Linked DNA regions of Homo sapiens: region 2 is linked to region 1. A link is an interaction called in ENCODE POLR2A ChIA-PET data of the cell type or tissue named here. Cell type or tissue: MCF 10A. All regions are shown on one strand. Links, peaks and the distances in the headings refer to the core of each region. The heading gives the core; the rest is flanking DNA.

Region 1 (2,910 bases), core at 227-2,726:
GTCCTGTGTCCTGAAGATTTTAAGGCATTTGACAGGATTTCATTTCCTCCAGTTTCCTCTATGTCCAACCTTGAATTCTTTAAGGTTCCTACAAAGAGTTCCTCCCTCCATCATCAGCAGATATATCCCAGTAGATTAACTGTCTCCTTTTGAAACTTCCTATTTCTTGACTACTCACAGTTTTTATTCAGGGTCTAATTTTCATTTCACCAAGTGTGTTTCTTCTATTTTCTTCTACTTCTGGCCTCTATTTCCCCATCTTTGATTTCTGAGCCACTGTAGGAGAGATGGGGGGAAGCAGTTAATATAATCTCACCTAAGCAAAAATGGCCTGGTGACCACATGATAAAGGGTATGTAGAGTGTGTGTGTGTGCATGTGTGCAAGTGTGTGTGTGTGTGCAAAGTAATCAGAGGAACCCAGTCTGACATATTATACCAACAAGGGTAATTTTCTTAATTCCCCCAACTGGACTTCTCAGTTTGCTAATTTTCTGCATGTATCCTAACTCTTTCTCACTCTAATGGGAGGCAAAGAGACTTGCCCATCCCACTCTCTCTTATTCCCTTCCTCTACTTAGAATAAGTGAACTCAGAAATTTACCCAACAATGTGGCATAGTAAAAAGATAAAAATATTGGGAATCAGAACACCTATGCTTAAACTCTGAATTCCACTTTGCCATCTCTTAGCTATTTAATTTTGGCCATTTTTCTAGCTTCCCTCAGCATCTGTTTCCTTATCCCTAAAATAACAAAATCTAGTTAGTGATTGTGATTGTAAATAAGACATGCACTACAGTACATTGCATAGTTTATGTTCATTAAATGTCAGTATCTTTCTTGCCTTAGCTCCACCACCAATTGCATATGATGTTGGACAAGTCGAATTACTTCTCTGAGCCACAATATCCTCACCTGCAATCTGTGAAATGAAATGGTAGGACAAAATGATCTCTACTCTGTCTGCAATCCTCCCCAATCTTGCATCTAGGCCCATTTTTTTCTTCAAGCCCAGCCCCAAGATTCTGTCCTGCTTTCTAGTGCTTGCCACAGGACTCCCAAAGACGCGCCGAAGCTCTGCGTCTGCCTTTCAGAGGATACGCTTTTTCTCTTTGCAATTGGTTCTGAGAATCCCCACCCTCCTCAATAATTTGCCTATGGCGGAGCAGGAGCCCTCCAGCTCCCGCCCCATCACTGGTGATTGGCATGGGACCTAGCTCGTCCCCGCCCCCACTTGACTGAAGGTTCGGCCCTGGCACCGCCCTGAGTCCCCAGGCGCTAGCTGACTGGGGTGGTTGGGACCGTTAGCTCGGCAGGCTGGCAGGCTCCGGGGCGCTACTCCATTGGCGGCCGGGATGGAGACTATGCGAGCGCAGCGGCTGCAGCCTGGTGTGGGCACCAGCGGGAGGGGCACTCTCCGAGCGCTGCGGCCCGGAGTGACTGGGGCCGCGGCCGCCACCGCCACACCCCCTGCGGGCCCCCCGCCTGCCCCGCCGCCTCCCGCACCGCCCCCGCCGCCGCTGCTCCTGTCTGGGGCCCCAGGACTACCCCTGCCCCCCGGCGCCGCCGGCAGCCCGGCAGTGCTGCGAGAGGCCGTGGAGGCCGTGGTGAGGAGCTTCGCCAAGCACACGCAGGGCTATGGCCGAGGTGAGTCTGCGGGTCTGGCCTCCTGCGCGACACCCTCTGTAAGGGAGCCTTGCTCCCACAGTCCTCCGGATCGCTTTTCCTGGCGTGGAGCCCTCACATGCATTTCCTTTTGGGGAGTTTCCTTCTGGGCTACGCACACGCACAGACGCACACACTCATACACACGTTTAAGCCTCCTACCTCCTCCCCTTTACTGAGTTATTAATATATTCTCCAGGGACTCTTTTTCAGATACAATCCTCTTTTCTTCCTAAGCTTTTCTCCTTTAGAAATGGAATTCCTCCTCCAGCTTAATACCTTAACATCTCTCTGCCTTTGAGAACCAGTCCTCATTGTGTGGGATCCTGTCTTTTATTTCAGATCCAATTTCTCATCCATACCCTCTCAGTCTTTCCTCTGTGATCTCTGCAATTCCTGGACTCACCTGTTAATTTGCTCCAGCCCCTTAACCTTGACTGTTAAATTCTTTACTTACTTACCTTCACTCTGAAATTTCAGTGCAACTTCAGATTTACTGGGGAACTAGGTAGTGCCTTCACAAGTCACTCATAGTAATTGTGTATTTAAATCCGGACCTGTACCACTGAACTCACAGCAGCTTCCTGTGGCTCAGTACCTTACTTTGGTATCTTTTTTAGTATGGAGACTCACAACTCCAGCCTTTCTGTCTGGCTGTGTTTTCCTGGCCCTTGCCCAGGAACTGAGGATAAATCCCAGGCCTTGGCTCTTTCAATGTTAAATTCTGTGGAAATGTGCCAGGTTAGAAACTCTATTTCAGTTAGAAAACTTCGTTAATTTCTGGAAAGAGGGATGTGAGGGTTTTCTTTGTTGTTTTCGTTTAACTAGGGTAGTTTCCTGTCTGAGTTTGAGTTCCAGATTTATAGTGTAAGTAATAAGGAATATATAGTGAAGGGTGTGGAATACAGAATTTAAGCCTGGAATTTACAAGACATCCCTTCTGTCTGCTTGGCCAGGTCCTGCCTGACCTGGAAGTGACTATATCTTTAACTTTCTGTTTAACAATAATACAGAGAAAAGTTACAGGGCTTTTCTGTAGATTTTCTTTTTTTAAGAAAGTTTAGTGAAAAGAGCACACACAGGCTTTGGAGATCTTTGTCACTTACCAGCCAAATCTTTGGGGAAGGGACTTAATTTCACTGAGCTTCAGTTTCTTCAAGGGTTACAATATGGATTGACTGAGACATTGCAAATGACATATAACCTAAAAATGATTATTATCTCAAATTTGTTGGTTCATAGTTC
Region 2 (2,910 bases), core at 122-2,621, 170 kb after region 1:
CATGGTGGGTTTTGCCTGTAATCCCAGCACTTTGGGAGGATGACTTGAGCACAGGAGTTCGAGGCTGCCTTGAGCCGTGATTGTGCCACTGCACTCCAGTCTAGGTGACAGAATGAGACCCCATCTCTTTAGAAAAAAAGTGTTTCAGTGTTTGAATTACCATCCTGTCTTTCTTTGAAGAGCCAAATACAGCTTACATCATCTTCAGGTAAAACAAAATTTAGGGTTCAGAAACTATATGGCATAAGAAAATAGTTGAACTGGGCACAGTGTTTCATGCCTGTAATTCCAGCACTTTGGGAGGCCAAGGTGGGCAGATTGCTTGAGCTCAGGAGTTCTTTCAGACCAGCCAGGGCAACGTGGCAAGACCTTATCTCTACCAAAAATACAAATAGCTGGTCATGGTATGTGCCTGTGGTCCCAGCTGAGGCCGGCAGGATTGCCTGAGCCCTGGAGGTCAAGGCTACAGTGAGCCAAAACTGTGCCACTGCACTCCAGCCTGGGCAACAGAGTGAGATCCTGTCTCAAAAAAATAAATAAATAAAATAAAATAAAAAATAAAAAAGAAACAAAATGGTTGAAAATGTCTTTCCCATGCCTTTGGAGTCTAGGATGAGGTTTAAAAAAAAATGTGTTTCTCAGGTCTATTTTAATAGGTAGTTAAAATATACTTTAAAAAATTATTATAAGGCAGTCTCTAAAGTGTATTCTTATCCCCAAAGCTTGATATTACTTAAAAGAAAGATGTATTACTGAAGGAAATAGAAATTGAATTAATGGAATTGTTTTGGTTATTTGAATTGCCATTTCTGTAGGGTATTTGAGAATTGTTAGGTCTTGTTTGGAACCATTGATAAACAGAAGATAGAATAGAAATATTGTACTGCCTCATTGTTCCTAGTCTACAAATTGATTTATGCTGTTATTCAGTTTATGTCTCTCTTTCTCTTTTTTTTTTTTTTTGAGGTGGAGTTTCGCTCTTGTTGCCCAGGCTGGAGTGCAATGGCGTGATCTTGGCTCACTCCAACCTTGACCTCCTGGGTTCAAGCGATTCTCCTGCCTTAGCCTCTCGAGTAGCTGGGATTACAGGCATGTGCCACCATGGCTAATTTTTTTTTTTTTTTTAAGTAGAGATGGGGTTTCTCCATGTTGGTCAGGCTGATCTCGAATTCCCGACCTCAGGTGATCTGCCTGCCTGGCCTCCGAAAGTGCTGGGATTACAGGCATGAGCCACCACACCTGGCCCAGTTTATGTCTTTTGTATGTACACAGTAAAAAGTAGTAGTCTCTTTCTTTACATAGTAAAAAGTAGCAGTTTCTTACTTTTTTTTTTTGAGACAGAGTCTCGATCTGTCGCCCAGGCTGAAGTGCAATGGCACTATCTGGGCTCACTGCGACCTCTGCCTCCTGGGTTCAAGCAGTTCTCCTGCCTCAGCCTCCCAAGTAACTGGGACTACAGGCACACGCCACCACACCCCAGCTAATTTTACATTTTTAGTAGAGATGGAGTTTCACCATGTTGGCAAGGGTGGTCTTGAACTCCTGACCTCAAGTGATCTGCCCACCTTAGCCTCCCAAAGTGTTAGGATTGCAGGCGTGAGCCACCGCGCCCAGACTAAAAAGTAGCAGTTTCTATACCCATCATTATTATAATGTTTTACTGCGTTGATATGTATATAGTGGAGCTTTTTTGTTAGATTTGAAGAAAAAATTGGACGATGAATTCATTCTAATTAAAAAAATAGGCCAGGCACGGTGGCTCACACCTGTAATCCCACCACTTTAGGAGGCCAAGGCAGGCAGATCACCTGAGGTCAGGAGTTCGAGACCAGCCTGACCAACATGGTAAAACCCCGTCTCTACTAAAAATACAAAATTAGCTGGGCATGGTGGCAGGTGCCTATAATCCCAGCTACTTGGGAGGCTGAGGCAGGAGAATGGCTTGAGCCTGGGAAGCAGAGATTGCAGTGAGCCAAGACCGTGCCATTGCACTCCAGCTTGGGCAGCAAGAGCGAAACTCTGTCTTAAAAAAAAAAGGCCGGGCGCAGTGGCTCATGCCTATAATCCCAGTACTTTGGGAGGCTGAGGCAGGGGGATCACCTGAGGTCGGGAGTTCAAGACCAGCCTGACCAACATGGAGAAACCCCGTCTCTAATAAAAATACAAAATTAGCCAGGCGTGGTGTTGCATGCCTGTAATCCCAGCTACTCGGGAGACTGAGGCAGGAGAATCTCTTGAACCTGGGAGGCAGAGGTTGTGGTGAGCCAAGATCGCACCATTGCACTCCAGCCTGGGCAACAAGAGTGAAACTCCGTCTCTAAATAAACAAATAAATAACCTAAATTTTAAAATAAAAAAATCTTTGACACTCTACCTTTCAGCTGTCAGTGGAAACCACTTAGGTAGCTATGAAGCAATTCTGCAAATATTTTATGGAATTCTATATTTGCCAGAGTATAATAGAAAAAACTAGGCCGGGACTGGGCGTGGTGGCTCGTGCCTGTAATCCCAGCACTTTCGGAGGCCGAGGCGGGTGGATCGCCTGAGGTCAGGAGTTTGAGACCAGCCTGACCAACATGGTGAAACCCTGTCTCTACTAAAAATACAAAAATTAGCCAGGGGCTTGTAATCCCACCTACCTGGGAGGCTGAGGCAGGAGAATCACTTAAACCCAGGAGGTGGAGGTTGCAGTGAGCTGAGATCACACCATTGCACTCTAGCTCCTGGGCAAGAGAGCGAGACTCCATCTCAAAAAAAAAAAAAAAAAAAAAAAAAGAAGTCCGGGTGTGGTGGCTCACACCTGTAATCCCAGCACTTTGGGAGGCTGAGGCAGGTAGTTCAGCTGAGGTCGGGAGTTCGAGACTAGCCTGACCAACATGGAAAAACCTCGTCTCTCCTAAAAATACAAAA

What was found. ChIA-PET counts read pairs that join two places held together with the same protein. Peaks named below come from ENCODE experiments on the same cell type or tissue, not always from the same donor. Only the 100,000 strongest peaks of a DNase experiment are listed, where the experiment ranks them.
Region 2: POLR2A ChIA-PET joins it to region 1 with 6 read pairs; 2 of 35 experiments call an interaction of 5 or more read pairs at or near these places.

What each region holds. Positions count from the first base shown.
Region 1 is chr1:145,956,373-145,959,282 of GRCh38, reverse strand. It overlaps LIX1L (limb and CNS expressed 1 like), which reads left to right and starts at 1,266. Exons shown (of 6, transcript NM_153713.3): 1 at 1,266-1,647. The coding sequence starts at 1,356. RefSeq lists silencers at 1,212-1,301, 1,332-1,611. In MCF 10A, for the core only: no CTCF peak of the experiment used is centred there; DNase peaks (open chromatin) are centred at 1,212 and 1,752.
Region 2 is chr1:145,789,566-145,792,475 of GRCh38, reverse strand. The region is part of intron 1 of RNF115 (ring finger protein 115); the gene reads left to right. Among named protein-coding and RNA genes, the nearest start is that of RNF115, 33 kb to the left of the region's middle. In MCF 10A, for the core only: no CTCF peak of the experiment used is centred there; no DNase peak of the experiment used is centred there.